2 separate regions of the Homo sapiens genome follow, and region 2 is linked to region 1. The links are chromatin contacts, found by Hi-C or POLR2A ChIA-PET in ENCODE. All regions are on one chromosome and are shown on one strand. The core of a region is the stretch at or near the end of the contact, and the rest is flanking DNA. Distances in the headings are between cores, read along the strand shown. Region 1 has its middle 28 kb from the start of LAP3. Region 2 overlaps LAP3 (leucine aminopeptidase 3).

Region 1 (7,588 bases), core at 3,064-5,563:
GAACTAGAAACACAAACATTGTATTTTATGATAACATGAGGTTGGAGGATGGCCAGAGCTGATCCTGACACAGCCTGGATCAGGAAGCAGTGGGGTTTACAAACAAAACCATTAATAGTAATTACATGGCCCGGCGGGGTGGCTCACACCTGTGATCCCAGCACTTTGGGAGGCCAAGGTGGGTGGATCACCTGAGGTCGGGAGTTAGAGACCTGCCTGACCAACATGGAGAAACTAAAAATACAAAATTAGTCGGGCATGGTGGCACATGCCTGTAATCCCAGCTACTCGGTAGGCTGAGGCAGGAGAATAGCTTGAACCTGGGAGGAGGTTGCGGTGAGCCGAGATGACGCCATTACATTCCAGCCTAGGCAACAAGAACAAAACTCTGTCCCAAAAAAAAAAAGGTAATTACATGCTGGGGCGAGGGTAAGTTTACAGTAAATTTGCTAGTATGGAAGTGCTTATGTGCTATTATTTTAAAGTTTAGCTGGGGTTAAAGTAGCTACAGCAATGAGGTTGGAGTTGGCTAAACTGTGAAAGCAAGTTCGATGGAACCCTGGGTCCACTGTACTGGGTATGAATCACAATCTAGATAACCCAGAGTACTTACTGCAAAGTCAGCGATAGCTCTTCTGTTTTCCACATTGCCGCAAATTTCCCCTAAGGTGAGGCCTGCAGCTAGCTTGAATGGGGAAAGTCAGGGGGTAGGTATAAATTAATATCTTCATAAATTTGTATCAGCCTCACAGGTATGAATCTGTTAAATGTATATAAACATATAAAATATATATGTATCTCTATATAGCCAGCCAAAAGTGGGAAGAAATTGAATTGCCTCTGTATTAAGAGAGACATAATAAAACCAGACAGTAGCTTTGCCTGCCTGATGAAGGGAGGTGGCTCCTACAGGCCACCTGGCCTAGACAGCTGACACCCCCTGGGGTACGGGGACAGTTCTTTGGTGCAGTGATCAGCATGTCCTTAACAGACTGTTCCCGAGGTAATGCCTACTGCGATCTGCTCACCTGTGATCTGTCCACATGCCGTCTGCCTGCGCTGGGTTCTGTGCGTGCACGCAAGTCTCTCTGGTCCAGAAGCCAGAGCTGGGATGGAATTCAAGGAACCACAAAAGTCTCCCTCTCACTGTCAATTTTGAAGAATGAATAAGGGGTAGGCAGGCAAAGGCAAAAAACTCAGGGTGAGGGCATAAATAGAAGCAGAGGTATCGAGGCAGGAAACAGCACAGCCAGGTCACAGCAGTTCAGCACCCACTGGGACAAGCGCAAGACAAGAAGTATGGAAGGAACACAGGCAGGCGAGAAAGGTAGGGCCAGGTTCGAGAAGGATTCCTGCGTCCTGTGAAGGAACTGGGCTTCACTGAGGGCTGAGAAGCAGGATAGGTGGCGCATTAGAAGGAGTCCTCGAGCAGCATGTGGACAGCACATGGGAGCAGAGGATCCAGGCAGGAAGGTGGTGCGGCGTCAAGGGCAGAGGGAGGCAGCCTTCAACCAGTTCAGAAATGAACCAGGGCTGTCATGGGCAGGGTTATGCCCTGCACCGCCCCCCCAACTTATGTTGAAGTCTTGACCCCGGGTACCTCACAATGTGACATATTTGGAGACAGGGCTTTTATTTATTTTGTGAGACGGAGTCTCGCTCTGTTGCCCAGGCTGGAGTGCGGTGGCGTGTTCTCGGCTCACTGCAAGCTCCGCCTCCCGGGTTCAAGAGATTCCCATGCCTCAGCCTCCCCAGCAGCTGGGATTACAGGCTCGCTACCACAGGGCAGATCCCTCATGAGAGTAGATCTCTCAAGAATAGCTTGGGCCATCCCCGTGGTAACAAGTGAATTCTCGCTCTATTAGTTCACAGGAGAGCTAGTTGTTTAAGAGAGCCTGGCAGCTCCTCCTCCCCCCTTGCTTTCTCTCTCACCATGTGACAGGCCTGCTCCCACTCTGCCTTCCACCACGAGTAAAAACTTCCAGGTCGGGCGCGTTGACTCAAGCCTGTAATCCCAGCACTTTGGGAGGCCAAGGTGGGAGGATCACGAGATCAGGAGATCGAGACCATCTTGGCTAACATGGTGAAACCCTGTCTTTACTAAAATACAAAAAATTAGCCAGGTGTAGTGATGCATGCCTGTAATCCCAGCTACCCGGGAGGCTGAGGCAGGGGAATCGCTTGAACCCGGGAGGCAGAGGTTGCAGTGAGCTGAGATCACGCCACTGCACTCCAGCCTAGCGACAGAGCAAGACTCTGTCTCACATAAACAAACAAACAAACAAACAAAAAACAAGCTTTCTGAGGCCTCACCAGAAGCAGAGGCAAGCACTATGCTTTTTTTTTCTTTTTCTTTTTCTTTTTTTTTTGAGATGGAATCTGGTGCTGTTGCCCAGGCTGGAATGCAGTGGCACAATCTCAGCTAACTGCAGCCTCTGCCTCCAAGGTTCAAGTGATTCTCCTGCCTCAGCCTCCCAAGTAGCTGGGATCACAGGTGTGTGCCACCACACTCAGCTAATTTTTGTATTTTTAGTAGAGATGTAGTTTCCCCACATTGACCAGGCTGGTCTGGAATTCTGGACCTCAAGTGATCCACCCATCTTGGCCTCCCAAAGTGCTGGGATTACAGGTGTGAGCCACCACCCCTGTCCTACTATGCTTCTTATACAGAAGCATAGTATAAGATTCTGCAGCATTCTGTCTGCAGAATTGTGAGCGAAAATAAACCTCTTTTATTTATAAATTACCCAGCCTCAGGTATTCTTTAATAGCAACGTAAAATAGACTGACACAACAGCCATCTACAAGCCAAGGAGAGAGTCCTCAGAAGAAACCAACCTTTCTAACATTTTGATCTTGGACTTCTAGCTCCAAAATTATGAGAAAATAAATTTCTGTTGTTGAAGCCACCCAGTCTGTGGCAGCCCTAGCACTCTAATACAAGGGTACAATACGAAGTGGAGGAGGGTCAGGAAAATCAGCAAGACATCAGTTGCAAGAGAGGATAGAGAAGAAAGGATCGGGGAGGTCTCCCAGACCTCTTGTTTGACGACTGAGTAGAAGGCAGTGTCACTACCTGTAACGGGATCCAGGGATGAGGTGGATCTCAGGGCCTGTGGATGAGACATCCCAGTAAAAATGCGTAGCAGACAGTTGGATGTAAAAGTCTGAAGCGTTTCAAGAAGAGTGAAACAACCATGATTTTTGTCCCATTTCTGGGACCCTATTGCTCTGTGATATCTCTGAGCCTCAGTTTCTTCAACTGTAAAAAAGGTATATTGGCGGGGCGTGGTGGCTCACGCTTGTAATACCAACACTTTGGGAGGCCGAGATGGGTGGATCACTTGAGGGCAGGAGTTTGAGGCCAGCCTGGTCAACATGGGGAAACCCCATCTCCAGTAAAAATATAAAAACTAGCCAGGGGTGGTGGTGCATGCCTATAATCCCAGCTAGTGGGGAAGCTGAGGCAGGAGAGTCATGTGAACCCAGGAGGCGGAGGTTGCAGTGAGCCGAGATTGTGTGACTGCACTCCATCTCAAAAAAAAAAAGGTATACTAATACCTTTCCTGTCTACCAAGGAGAGTAGTTGAAGGGGCAAATGATAATAATACCATACATGTAAAAATTTCCTGAAAACTGAATAAGGCAGCATTAAAAAAAAAAAAATATATATATATATATAATTATATATAAGCTTTTCTGGGACGCCACTTTTAAAATCAAAAGATGATTTTAAAGCTTTGTTGAGTTCAGTTGAGGCTTTAAGAACAATTTGCCACAAAATGACAAAGCTCGTTCTGGGCATGATCATTTTATCAAATCCTGGATCTGGTAGTTAAAAGTGTCATTGTTTTCTTTTTTGTTTTGTTCTGTTTGTTACCAAAGGCTATAATTATTTGGTGGCAATTTGCCATTTCTGGAATCTTAATCATACTGGCTTATAATGTGGTCTGCTCTGAACAGAGCTTATTTATAACTACACAACTATGTGCATTTTCTTTAAGACTTAGGAGGAATATTATAAATCAGGGATAAATTGTTTCATAAGTGAATCAGAAAGAAACTAGAGAAGTAATGAGCTTTGACTGCCTTAGGTATTGTTGCTGTGATTGTTAAATGCATTAGCTAATAGTTTTACCATGGATACTATATAATACTATCACACCGTATATGTTTTAATAATCATATCAAAGCAATCCATGGTGCAAAATAATTTCTAAACTATGATTCTAAGGTTAAACATGTCTAAAAATGAAAGTGGTATGACCACCGTTTGCCACTAGGGGGAAGCAATCGATTGACCATAAACTCATCATGTCTCAGCGGGCGTGGGGCTGCCGGTTGGATCAAGGAATCTTGAATGATTCTTTCAGCTCAGAGTCACTCTGTGATTCCACTATGCTTCCAGTTTCAAGTTCCAATTGAGTAAGGAAATACCTTTTAATATTTTAGATAACGTTGCTAAGTATAACGAGGGTTATTTCTCAGCGGGGTGTTGCAGGACCCTAGGAAACAAAAACTGTTAGAACTTTAGAGGTCTTGACTGGGCGCAGTGGCTCACGCCTGTAATCCCAGCACTTTGGGAGGCCGAGGCGGGCGGATCACGAGGTCAGGAGATCGAGACCATCCTGGCTAACACGGTGAAACCCCGTCTGTATCAAAAATACAAAAAATTAGCCGGGCGTGATGGCGGGCGCCTGTAGTCCCAGCTACTCGGGAGGCTGAGGCAGGAGAATGGCGTGAACCCGGGAGGCGGAGCTTGCAGTGCGCCGAGATCTCGCCACTACACTCCAGCCTGGGCGACAGAGCGAGACTCTGTCAAAAAAAAAAGAATTTTAGAGGTCTTACATCCTACCAGTAACCTGTAACGTCACAGCCATAAAGGTTTTCTCTCTGGTCCTCTGTGTCAGCGCAGGGTTGTAAAAATCAAATTACTATACTTGATTAATAACTCATCAAGGATAAAATAGTATAATACATAGGCCCAGCAACTCTAACAAGTGACTGGCCTTTTTTTTTTTTTTTTTTTTTTTTTTTTTTTGTGAGACAGGGTCTCACTTCTCACCCAGGGTGGAATGCAGTGGTGCGATCTCAGTTCACTGCAACCTCCACTTCCCGGGCTCAAGCAATCCTCCCACCTTAGCCTCTCGAGTCTCTGGGACTGCAGGCGTGCGCCACCACACCTGACTAATTTTTGTATTTTTTGTAGAGATGGGGTTTTGCCATGTTGTACAGGCTGGTCTTGAGCTCCTGAGCTAAAGTGATCCGCCTTCTTTGGCCTCTCAAAATGCTGGGATTAGAAGCGGGAGCCACCACACCCTGCCCAAACTCAATTTTATATCTATAAAGTTTCATTCTTTTTAAAGATTATCACTGTAATAATATATATCAGAAAACTTAAAAAAATACAAAATTATGAGAAAGAAGATAAAGATGAAACCACTGTTTATATTTTATTTTCTTAAATGGTTTCCCAAATTACTGTATTTAATTAAGTCAACACCTTAAATCTCTTCTGGAATAAGGAAAGCAGGATGGGTAGATAGACCGACACAGATGTGAGGAATTATCTCAATAGTTTCCAAACCTGGCTGATGGTCAGAATTACCTGGTGAGCGTTTTAAAACTAAATCAGAATCTCTTTGGAGAGGGAGGAGAGGAAAGAAGGAAGCTAGACTCCAGAAAGAGAGAGAGAGCGAGCGAGAGAGGAGTGTGTGTGTGGTGTGTGTGTTTGGAGTTACCCAGTTGATGGTTTAGAGTTGGCATTTGCAAACTGCTGAGGTAAACAAGTTTGCAGGTGTTGCCACAGAAAATATACAGAGCTTCCTTGGTGTTCATGGGGATGTAAAAACAAAAAAAAAGAAAATATAAGGACCAGAATGGTTAAGAACTTAAATTCAACCCCAATAGTGAAGACCAAATTAGAATTAAATTATTTTACCAAAAAAGAAAAATTACTTTGTCATATGAAAAATCGTGGCAAGCATACATTTGACGTATTGATAACTGTAATGATACGTTTGGGTTTTTTTTCAGTCAGTGTTCTTTTATTAGAGAAAGGAGTTTATTGTAATCCTCAATACTGAGAACAGTTTGTCTCTGAAAGTATATGTAGATGAGCAAACTGCTAAACAAGAAAACAGTCCAGGCGCAGTGGCTCACACCTATAATCCCAGCACTTTGGGAGGCCAAGGTGGGCAGATCACGAGGTCAGGAGATGGAAACTATCCTGGCCAACATAGTGAAACCCCGTCTCTACTAAAAACACAAAAATTAGCCGGGCGTGGTGGCACATGCCTGTAATCACAGCTACTCGGGAGGCTGAGGCAGGAGAATTGCTTGAACCAGAGAGTTGGAGGTTGCAGTGAGCCAAGATCACACCACTGCACTCCACCATGGTGACAGGGCAAGACTCCATCTCAAAAAAAAAAAAAAAAAAAAAAAAAAGAGAGAAAGAAAGAAAAGAAAAGAAAACAAGAGTTCTCATTCACAAAGGACCTCTGCAGTTTAAAAATAAAAAAAGGCATCAGGATTTCTCAGGACAGTCACTTACATTTCAGGGACACCAGATTATTCTCTTTTTAATTTTGAGACAGAATCTCACTCTGTCACCCAGGCTGGAGTACAGTGGTGCCACCGCCGCTCACTGCAGCCTCAACTATGGGCTTGTGCCACCACACTCGGCTAATTTTTGTAGTTTTTGTAGAGACAGGAGTCTCACTATGTTATCCAGGCTGGTCTCCAAGTCCTGGGCTCAAGTGATACTACTGCCTCTATTTCCCAAAATGCTGGGATTACAGGTGTGAGCCACTGCTCTTGGCCCAGGGTAGTATTAAAGGAAGATCCCAGACCTGACAGAGGTGAAAATAAGAGAAAAGATGATTAGTCTCCTTTATTGTGGAAGCAGAAGAATGCCAAGAAATTCTTTAAAAGGCAAGTGGTTGGCCATTAATAATCGCCTGGGCTGGGAGTGCAGTGACTGTGGGACTTTGCATAATTTGAATGTTTATTTTATTCTAATATTTTTCCAAGAAGAAGCCATAATTTTATTTATGATAGAAACAGGTACAAATTTCAAACCAAGTTGCAGTTATTCTTTTGAAACACACAAAAACAGTCATTTTCAGGTGGTCACATTGTTAATTCTGTAATAGCAGTTACAATATGATTACTCTTGTTCTTCAAGGCTCGGACTTCCTTTGCTCTCAATACATTTGCTTGTGACATGACCAATTCTACGTCCTTAACTTCCACACCTGTATCATCAACCTTTTCCTCTCCAGTCTCGTCTTGTATAGTTGGAGTCTGTGTGTTTTCTTGAATGTTTGAGACAGCTCACTCTGTGTCTTAGCAGGTGCTACCCATGCTTGTTAAGATAAATCCTTGATCTTGGCTTCCCCAAAAACACACACATAGGTATCCGAAGCAGGATTCTTGTAGACATCTGGTTTTGTGATGACAAAGAAGATATTCTTAGATTTCCAGTAGTGACTGTAGTAACCCCTGTTATCTACGGAAGACCGAGTTTGGACATAGCCTTACGTGCCTTCTTTTCACTCTAACTCTGTTTTGCTTTACTGATTGACAC
Region 2 (7,588 bases), core at 1,547-4,046, 46 kb after region 1:
GTAGAGACGGGTTTTCACCATGTTGGCCAGGCTGGTCTCAAACTCCTGATCTCAAGTGATCTGCCTGCCCCAGCCTCCCAGAGTGCTGGGATACAGGCATGAGCCATCACACCCAGCCAAAGCTGGGCATTTTTTAATGTGCTTATTGGACATTGGTATATCTTCTGTAGTAAGGTATTCAAATCTTTTGCCCCTTTTTATAGGAGTGTTGGCTTTACAGAATTGTAAGGTTTTTTAAAAATATATTTCATTTTAAGTGAGTTTTAGATTTTGACGCTATGCTTCACTTTGAATCTTTGTGTATGGTGTGAAAAGACCTGGTTTGTTTTTGTCTTTTTTTTTTCCTATGTGGCTGTTCATTTACTTCTGCACTGTTTGTTGAAAAGACTGTCCTTTCCCCACTAGACTACCTTGGCACCTCGGGTGGAAATCAGTTGTCCATATAATTGTAGGTCTGCCTCTGGGCTCTGTATCCTTTCACCAGTGCCTGAAGACCAAATATCTTGATTACTGCAGCTTTGAGTAGGCTTGAAATCTAGTCACATGAGTCCTCCAGCTTTGCTCTTCTTTTTCAGAATGACTTTGGCTACATCCTTTGCATCTTCATATACATTTTAGAATCTGCTTGGGTTTTTTTTTTTTTTTTTTTTGAGACAGTGTCTCACTCTGTTGCCCAGGCTGGAGTGCAGTGGTGCAATCTTGGCCCACTGCAGCCTCGACCTCCCTGGGCTCAGGTGATCCTCTCACCTCAACCTCCCGAGTAGCTGGGACTACAGATGCGAACCACTATGCCCAGCTAATTTTTGTATTTTTTATAGAGATGGGGTTTTGCCGTGTTGCCCAAGCTGGTCTCGAACTCCTGGGCTCAAGTGATTTGCCTGCCTCAGCCTCCCTAAGTGCTGGGATTACAGGCGTGAGCCACCACACTCGGTGAATCTGCTTGTTTTTTCACACAACAAAACCTACTGAGATTTTGATTGAGATAGATTTTGTGTGTGTGTAAAAATGTGCTGTTTTTATGGTTAATGAAATGACAGTGGTGAGACTGATACAGAAAGACCCGTTAAGGAGACCTGACAAACATCCAAATGACAGAGGGTAGTAGCATCAATGAGGGCGGCTGAGTAGAAAATAAGTGGGTGGATTTGAGAGAGATTGAAAAAGTGAGCCAAAGCTGATTGCTGATCTTTAACTGGTGGCTACCTTAGAACCATAGTCATAGGAATTAGAGAGCAGAACTTCCAGAAGAGGCCTGCAGATAAATGTGGCAGGTGGACAGAAGAAAAACTTCAAATACAACAGCGTGTTCCCTTTGTCCATGGGGTTTACCCATGTTATTTTTCTTCTTTGAGCCAGGGGATCATCTTTAATTCTTGGTGAACATGCCAACCATCTAAGTAACAAGTGCTTCTGAGGTAAGTGAGAATTAGGATTTAATTTTGAAGGAAAGCAGACTTCAGAGCAGCAGGCAGACCTCTCTCCAGTGAGCCACCAGGGCACATGAGCAGCAGATCTCAATTAGAACTTAGAGTCGAAGCCCCTGGCTCTGTGCTTGGCCTGTGAAGCATGTTGCTTCTGGACTCCTACGGACTGGAAGCAGAAAAACCACTAGCTAGTTAGAAGCCTCTGGGGGTCAGGTAGTTTGGTTTCTTGCTAATTGCAGCCTTATTCAGTTCTCATGTTGAAGTACTGTCTCTCAGCCATTGGGCCTGTGCCTCATTTAGGTTGTATTTTGCCATCAGCAGGATATAGCACACCTTGTGCAGTGTTGGAAGGAAATGTTAGCCCTCTGTCCTGTCGGTTTCAGAGAAATGCCTCCAGTCATCTCTGTGAGCTCATCAGCTTTTCTTAACAGCTCATGACCTTCACGTTCCATAAGTTGATCAATTCATAAAATTTGCTGAATAGACTATGTGGGTGTCAGGAGTTAATCAGACAATACAGAGATGGAATTTGCACAGTCTTGATTTTATGATATAGTAATGTTTCCAGTGGCACTGTTTAAATTTCATTCAAGTAGAAATAAAATGAGCTAAAGGCTGGGCGCGATGGCTAATGCCTGTAATCCCAGCACTTTGGGAGGCCGAGGCTGGCGGATCACGAGGTCAGGAGATCGAGACCATCCTGGCTAACAAGGTGAAACCCCATCTCTACTAAAATCACAAAAAAATTAGCCAGGCATGGTGGCAGCTGGGACTACAGGCGCCCACCACCACACCCGGCTAATTTTTTTGTATTTATAGTAGAGATGGGTTGCACCGTGTTAGCCAGGATGGTCTCGATCTCCTGACCTCGTGATCCGCCCACCTCGGCCTCCCAAAGTGCTGGGATTACAGGCGTGAGCCACCGTGCCCATCTGTACTTTTTAAATAAAGTGATTTTGGCCATCTTCTTTGCTCTTAATATTGCACGTTGTCCATTTCCCCATAGTGGTGGTATCTCCATCAAGGCTTCTGCAAATATGGACCTCATGAGGGCTGACATGGGAGGAGCTGCAACTATATGCTCAGCCATCGTGTCTGCTGCAAAGCTTAATTTGCCCATTAATATTATAGGTAAGTGGGGTAACGGATTACATCTCATAACGCTTCTGGATTCTAGCCAGGTGGGAGAAGAGAGACAACAGATATGATTTCCCCTAATCTGAAAAGATAAGAAATGATTTTTAAATAGTCATCAAGCAGTAGCTATTTAGCCCAGATAAGTGTTTTACTGTCTGAGCTGATTGAGCTAAATGTATCTTGCAACCAGTGGGCTGTAACTGGAATTGATTTGTTTCACTTCTGCAAAAAGTGGCTAGCAGTCAGGGGCACATAATGTCAAGTTTGTAGTTGACATTATGAAACTTGCTGGGTACTTGGGGTGGCAGGACGTTGCTGGCTCATTGACTGATTGCTTCGTAGGATTGTGGCCGGTGAAATGGCACAACACACAGAAAGTGCCTAGAACAGAAAAAGTGCTCATTATGTGGCAGTTCTTAGTAATGGAAGATACAAACTCCCAGGCACAGTACTGGGAGTTTGTATAATAGCATTGCTCATACTCATTTCAGAGGAGACGGGGAAGGAGGAGAGAGTCTTAGGTTAAATAATAATGCCCTGACTCTTGTCCATTGCACAAGGAAGGTAGAATTGGAATCCAGGTCTCAGACATGCCCCCCTCCTTCACTATCATAGTCCTTTTTTTTCCTGAACTATTTAAAAGTCAGTTGCAGACATCACGACACGTCCTCTAAGAAAAAGGACATTCTATGTAATGACAAAACCATTATCTTTTCCGAGGATTAATTCAGTAACCTAATTCAAGTTTCCAGTTGTGTAAAAAATGTCCATTTTATTTATTTATATTTAGGTTTTTTTGGTTTTTTGGTTTTTTTTGAGATGGAGTTTCGCTCTTGTTGCCCAGGCTGGAGTGCAATGGCGCGATCTTGGCTCACCACAACCTCCACCTCCCGGGTTCAAGTGATTCTTCTGCCTCAGCCTCTTGAGTAGCTGGGATTACAGGCATGCGCCACCATGCCTGGTTAATTTTGTATTTTTAGTAGAGACGGGGTTTCTCCATGTTGATCAGGCTGGTCTTGAACTCCTGACCTCAGGTGATCTGCCCGCCTTGGCCTCTCAAAATGCTGGGATTACAGGCATGAGCCACCGCGCCTGGCCTATATTTAGCTTTTAAATCCAGAAACTAATCAAGGACCACACATTGCTGTTGGTGCCCCTTTAGATTTCTTGATTCTAGACCCTATTCCTGTTTTCTTCCACGGCATTAGCAGTTTTGAAGGGTCTAGGCTTGTTTCATGATATTCTGCAATTTGTATTTATTTGAATTGCTTCTTCTTGATTAGAATCAAGTTAGACTTCTTTGGGAAGAATGCTACATGGGTGATGTGTACTTCTTGTTGCTGACACATCATGTCAGTTGTGTCATTGGTGATGTTAAATTTGATCAGTTCGTTAAGGTGGCCTTTGTGTCTTGCTTCTCATGGCTCACAGGTGGCCTCTTGTCCCATAGGTGGCATGTTTGGACCCAGTATATACTGTGTGCCTTCATATATTATTTCCAATAGGTCTGGCCCCTCTTTGTGAAAATATGCCCAGCGGCAAGGCCAACAAGCCGGGGGATGTTGTTAGAGCCAAAAACGGGAAGACCATCCAGGTTTGTAAATGTGAGACACAGCACTCCCCATCCAGCGTTCCTCAGGAATCCCGTGGTGGCCACATAACCACAGCTAGGATGCGTGCAGAGCCCCAGAACCATATTAGGGGAGGGTGCTGTCTTTAGTGCTGGGTAGCCTTTCTTTTCCTTCCCTTTCCTGAAATGGGGTCTCGCTGCATCACCCAGGCTGTAGTGCAGTGGCGTGATCATGTCTCACTGCAGCCTTGACCTCCCCAGGCTCAGGTGGTCCTCACACCTTAGCGACCTGAGTAGCTGGGACCACAGGTGCGTGCCACCATGCCTGGCTAGCTTTTTGTAGACACAGGGTTTTGCCATGTTTCCCAGGCTGGTCCCAAACTCCTAGACTCAAGTGATCTGCCCACCTTGTTCTCCCAAAGTGCTAGGATTACAGGCGCGAGCCACCATTCCCGGCCCCTGAGTAGCTTTTCTTGCAAAGGCAGAAGTATCTTTTTTGGGGGATTTTGAAGAATGTTTTTCCAGACTTATTGTTCCTCCCATTTCCTGTATGCTATACATGTGTATACACACGTTTCCATGAATTTGCTGCCAGCCCTGCAGAGGGCGGCAAAGCAGTAAAATTGTGGGCTATCTTCTGGATATACCTGTGCTATGAGTGACTTTTTTCCATTGTAGGTGTTGAGGTAGAACATACTGTCCTACATCATGGGCCCTGCACTGAAGGGGATGTGGCAGCAGGTCCTCTGGGTGGCACGTGCATGCAGGTGTGTACAAGCCACTCAGAAAACGACTGGACCTCTATTTAAAAGAAAGGAATATAGTTAGGAAGTGTTACTGAAGTTGCAAGAGTTTTCATTTCTAGGATTGAGACTGCCATGTAGCTGTAGCTTTCTTAAAGCTCTTTAACCTCATTTTTGGAAATCTTTACATTTTTCCCCTTCTTGTTACAAAGTTACGGGTAAAATGGACTAGACATTTTTCTATTTATTTTGGCTTCCAAAGTCATCAACATTAGGTCATCAGCTCTGGTACAGTGATTATTATATTATTATTTTTTTATTTTTAATTAGAAATGGGGTTTCACCATCTTGCCTAGGCTGGTGTCGAGCTCCTGGGCTCAAGCTGTCTGCCCACCTCTACCTCCCAAGGTGCTGGGGGATTATTAAATCATATTTGCTCTCCAGATTAGATATGTTCCTATTCTCATTGAAGTATGAATGGTTTGATAATGACACACGTCACAGTAGCTTTTTCCAACTTTTCCGTCGAACACTGTTGCAAGTGTCTAGTTTTCATATTCTTTACTTGCGCTGTCACCCTTTCTGTTTTTGACCCTCTGCAGGTTGATAACACTGATGCTGAGGGGAGGCTCATACTGGCTGATGCGCTCTGTTACGCACACACGTTTAACCCGAAGGTCATCCTCAATGCCGCCACCTTAACAGGTCAGACCGCGCACTTGCCTTGATTTTGTTTGAAGGAAGTCTTGTTCGTTGCATGGATTTCACACACTATACTTGTGGCATTATTTTGCTAAAATTTGGCTTGGTCCATTGGCATTCAAAGATCTTTCACCAGAGGAATTGTTCTGCAGTTGTAAAATGTTTTGAATATTAGGTTTGTCGTTTTAAAACATTCCAAGCTGTACTTTTTTTTTGAGACGGAGTGTCACTCTGTCATCCAGGCTGGAGTGCAGTGGCGTGATCTTGGCCTCCTGAGTTCAAGTGATTCTCCTGCCTCAGCCTCCCAAGTAGCTGGGGTTACAGGTACGCACCACCAGTCCTGGCGAATTTTTGTATTTTTAGTAGAGACGGGGTTTTTGCCATGTTAGCCAGGCTGGTTTCGAACTCCTGAACTCAGGTGATCCACCCGCCTCAGCCTCCCAAAGTGCTGGGGTTACAGGCATGAGTCACTGTGCCTGGCCTAATTTTTATATTTTAGTAGAGATGGGGTTTAACCATGTTGGCCGGGCTGGTCTCAAACTCCTGACCAAGGTGATTCACCTGTCTCAGCCTCCCAAAGTGCTGGGATTACAAGATTACAGAAGTGAGCCACTGTGCCCAGCCTGGGCTGTACCTTTAAGCAGAAATAACAAGTGCGCCAGATCAGCTCATCTAGAGTGACATCTAAAAATGATGTTAAGAGCCAGGAGCGGTGGCTCACACCTGTAATCCCAGCACTTTGGGAGTCCGAGGCAGATGGATTATGAGGTCAGGAGATCGAGACCATCCTGGCCAACATGGTGAAACCTTGTCTCTACTAAAAATACAAAAATTAGTTGGGTGTGTGGCACGTGCCTGTAATTCCAGCTACTCGGGAGGCTGAGGCAGGAGAATTGCTTAAACCCCAGAGGTGGAGGTTGTAGTGAGCCGAGATCATGCCACTGCACTCCAGCTTGGTGACAGAGCGAGACTCCCTCTTAAAAAATAAAATAAAATAAAATAAATGATGTTAAGAGATTGTTTCTGTTACAATTACCATTTGATACAGATCTGAAAAGATTAGTGATAAATCCCCAAGTCAATAGCTTTCTTTTACTTTTTTAAACTAATTGTAATGTATCTAATACCCTCTGAGCTTTCAGAGCTTTACTTTTTTTTTTTTTTTCTTCTGGAACTTTTTATACTTGATGTCATAAGGAAATAAAAACATTTTACCAGAGTAGCAGGATTCTCATTTAACAAGTGACACAGTGTGAAGCCAGCGCTTTAAGGCCAGGCTCAGGTGGAACTCCCAGCTGTGCCACTTACTAGTCAGTTAGCCGTGGGCAAGTTTCTTGGCCCTTTTGAGCATTGGTACTTGGGGACAATTCCATTTGCTTGGAAGAGCTGTAAAGGCTGGAGGGAGTTTCTTGAAAGCCTCTTTAATACAGGCTGTGACACCACCAGCCCTGGAGGGCTGGGAATAGATTCCTAAAGGGATGACAAACAAGTGTTGTCTTATTGCCAAATCCCAATGTTCATAATCTTGCATCCAAATGTTCTCTTCCTAGTAATTCATCCTGACTCTACCCCTTTTTAAAAAAAATTAATTTCTGAATCTTAAAGTCAGACTCTACCTCTTTTAAGATGAAAATTTAGATCATTTTTTATCCTTTGGTTTTATTCTTGCCCTGGTCATGTTGAGCCTTTACTTTGGCAGAAATCATGTTCCCTTTTGTATGTAGGTCTAAAAATAGTCCACAGGTCTATTGCTAAGAGTTTTTTTTCAAAGCTGGCATTATAGTGTTTTCATGGTTTTTGGTCTATCTATTCAGTTTAGCAAACACTTTACCTGAAAAGCAGAGCTTCTAGGGTGGGGGGTTGGGGGAGGCACTGGCAGTGAAGCGAGTACCCCCTTACTGTAAATGAGGAATCACAGAGGATAGATACATCAGATACGTCAAGTTCTACAATTTAAACATAACGTTCATAATTACCACTTGGGGAATACTTTTCCTAGATGCTTAATAGCA

What was found. A loop is a pair of places that touch in the nucleus more often than their neighbours do. ChIA-PET counts read pairs that join two places held with the same protein, here RNA polymerase II (POLR2A). Pooled maps may share reads with other maps.
Region 2: a loop to region 1 is called in a map of HepG2, with 11 times the contacts of the local background. The contact joins two enhancer-like sites. A Hi-C loop is called at or near these places in 5 of 168 maps with a recorded cell type or tissue (Caco-2, HepG2, OCI-LY7 and 2 more), 5 of 37 single-sample maps with no recorded cell type and 6 of 50 pooled maps. POLR2A ChIA-PET finds 5 or more read pairs at or near these places in 6 of 52 experiments (A549, H1, HepG2 and 3 more).

Annotation. Positions count from the first base shown.
Region 1 is chr4:17,544,983-17,552,570 of GRCh38, forward strand. It overlaps the pseudogene NACAP5. Among named protein-coding and RNA genes, the nearest start is that of LAP3, 28 kb to the right of the region's middle. RefSeq lists enhancers at 1-386, 4,562-4,681. Within about 2 kb of position 4,314, at least 7 of the 41 ENCODE cell types and tissues checked have a DNase peak (open chromatin) inside an H3K27ac peak, as active enhancers do.
Region 2 is chr4:17,592,980-17,600,567 of GRCh38, forward strand. It overlaps LAP3 (leucine aminopeptidase 3), which reads left to right. Exons shown (of 13, transcript NM_015907.3): 8 at 2,431-2,555; 9 at 4,067-4,155; 10 at 5,477-5,579. The region is part of intron 2 of MED28-DT (MED28 divergent transcript); the gene reads right to left. Among named protein-coding and RNA genes, the nearest start is that of MED28-DT, 18 kb to the right of the region's middle. Within about 2 kb of position 2,797, at least 3 of the 41 ENCODE cell types and tissues checked have a DNase peak (open chromatin) inside an H3K27ac peak, as active enhancers do.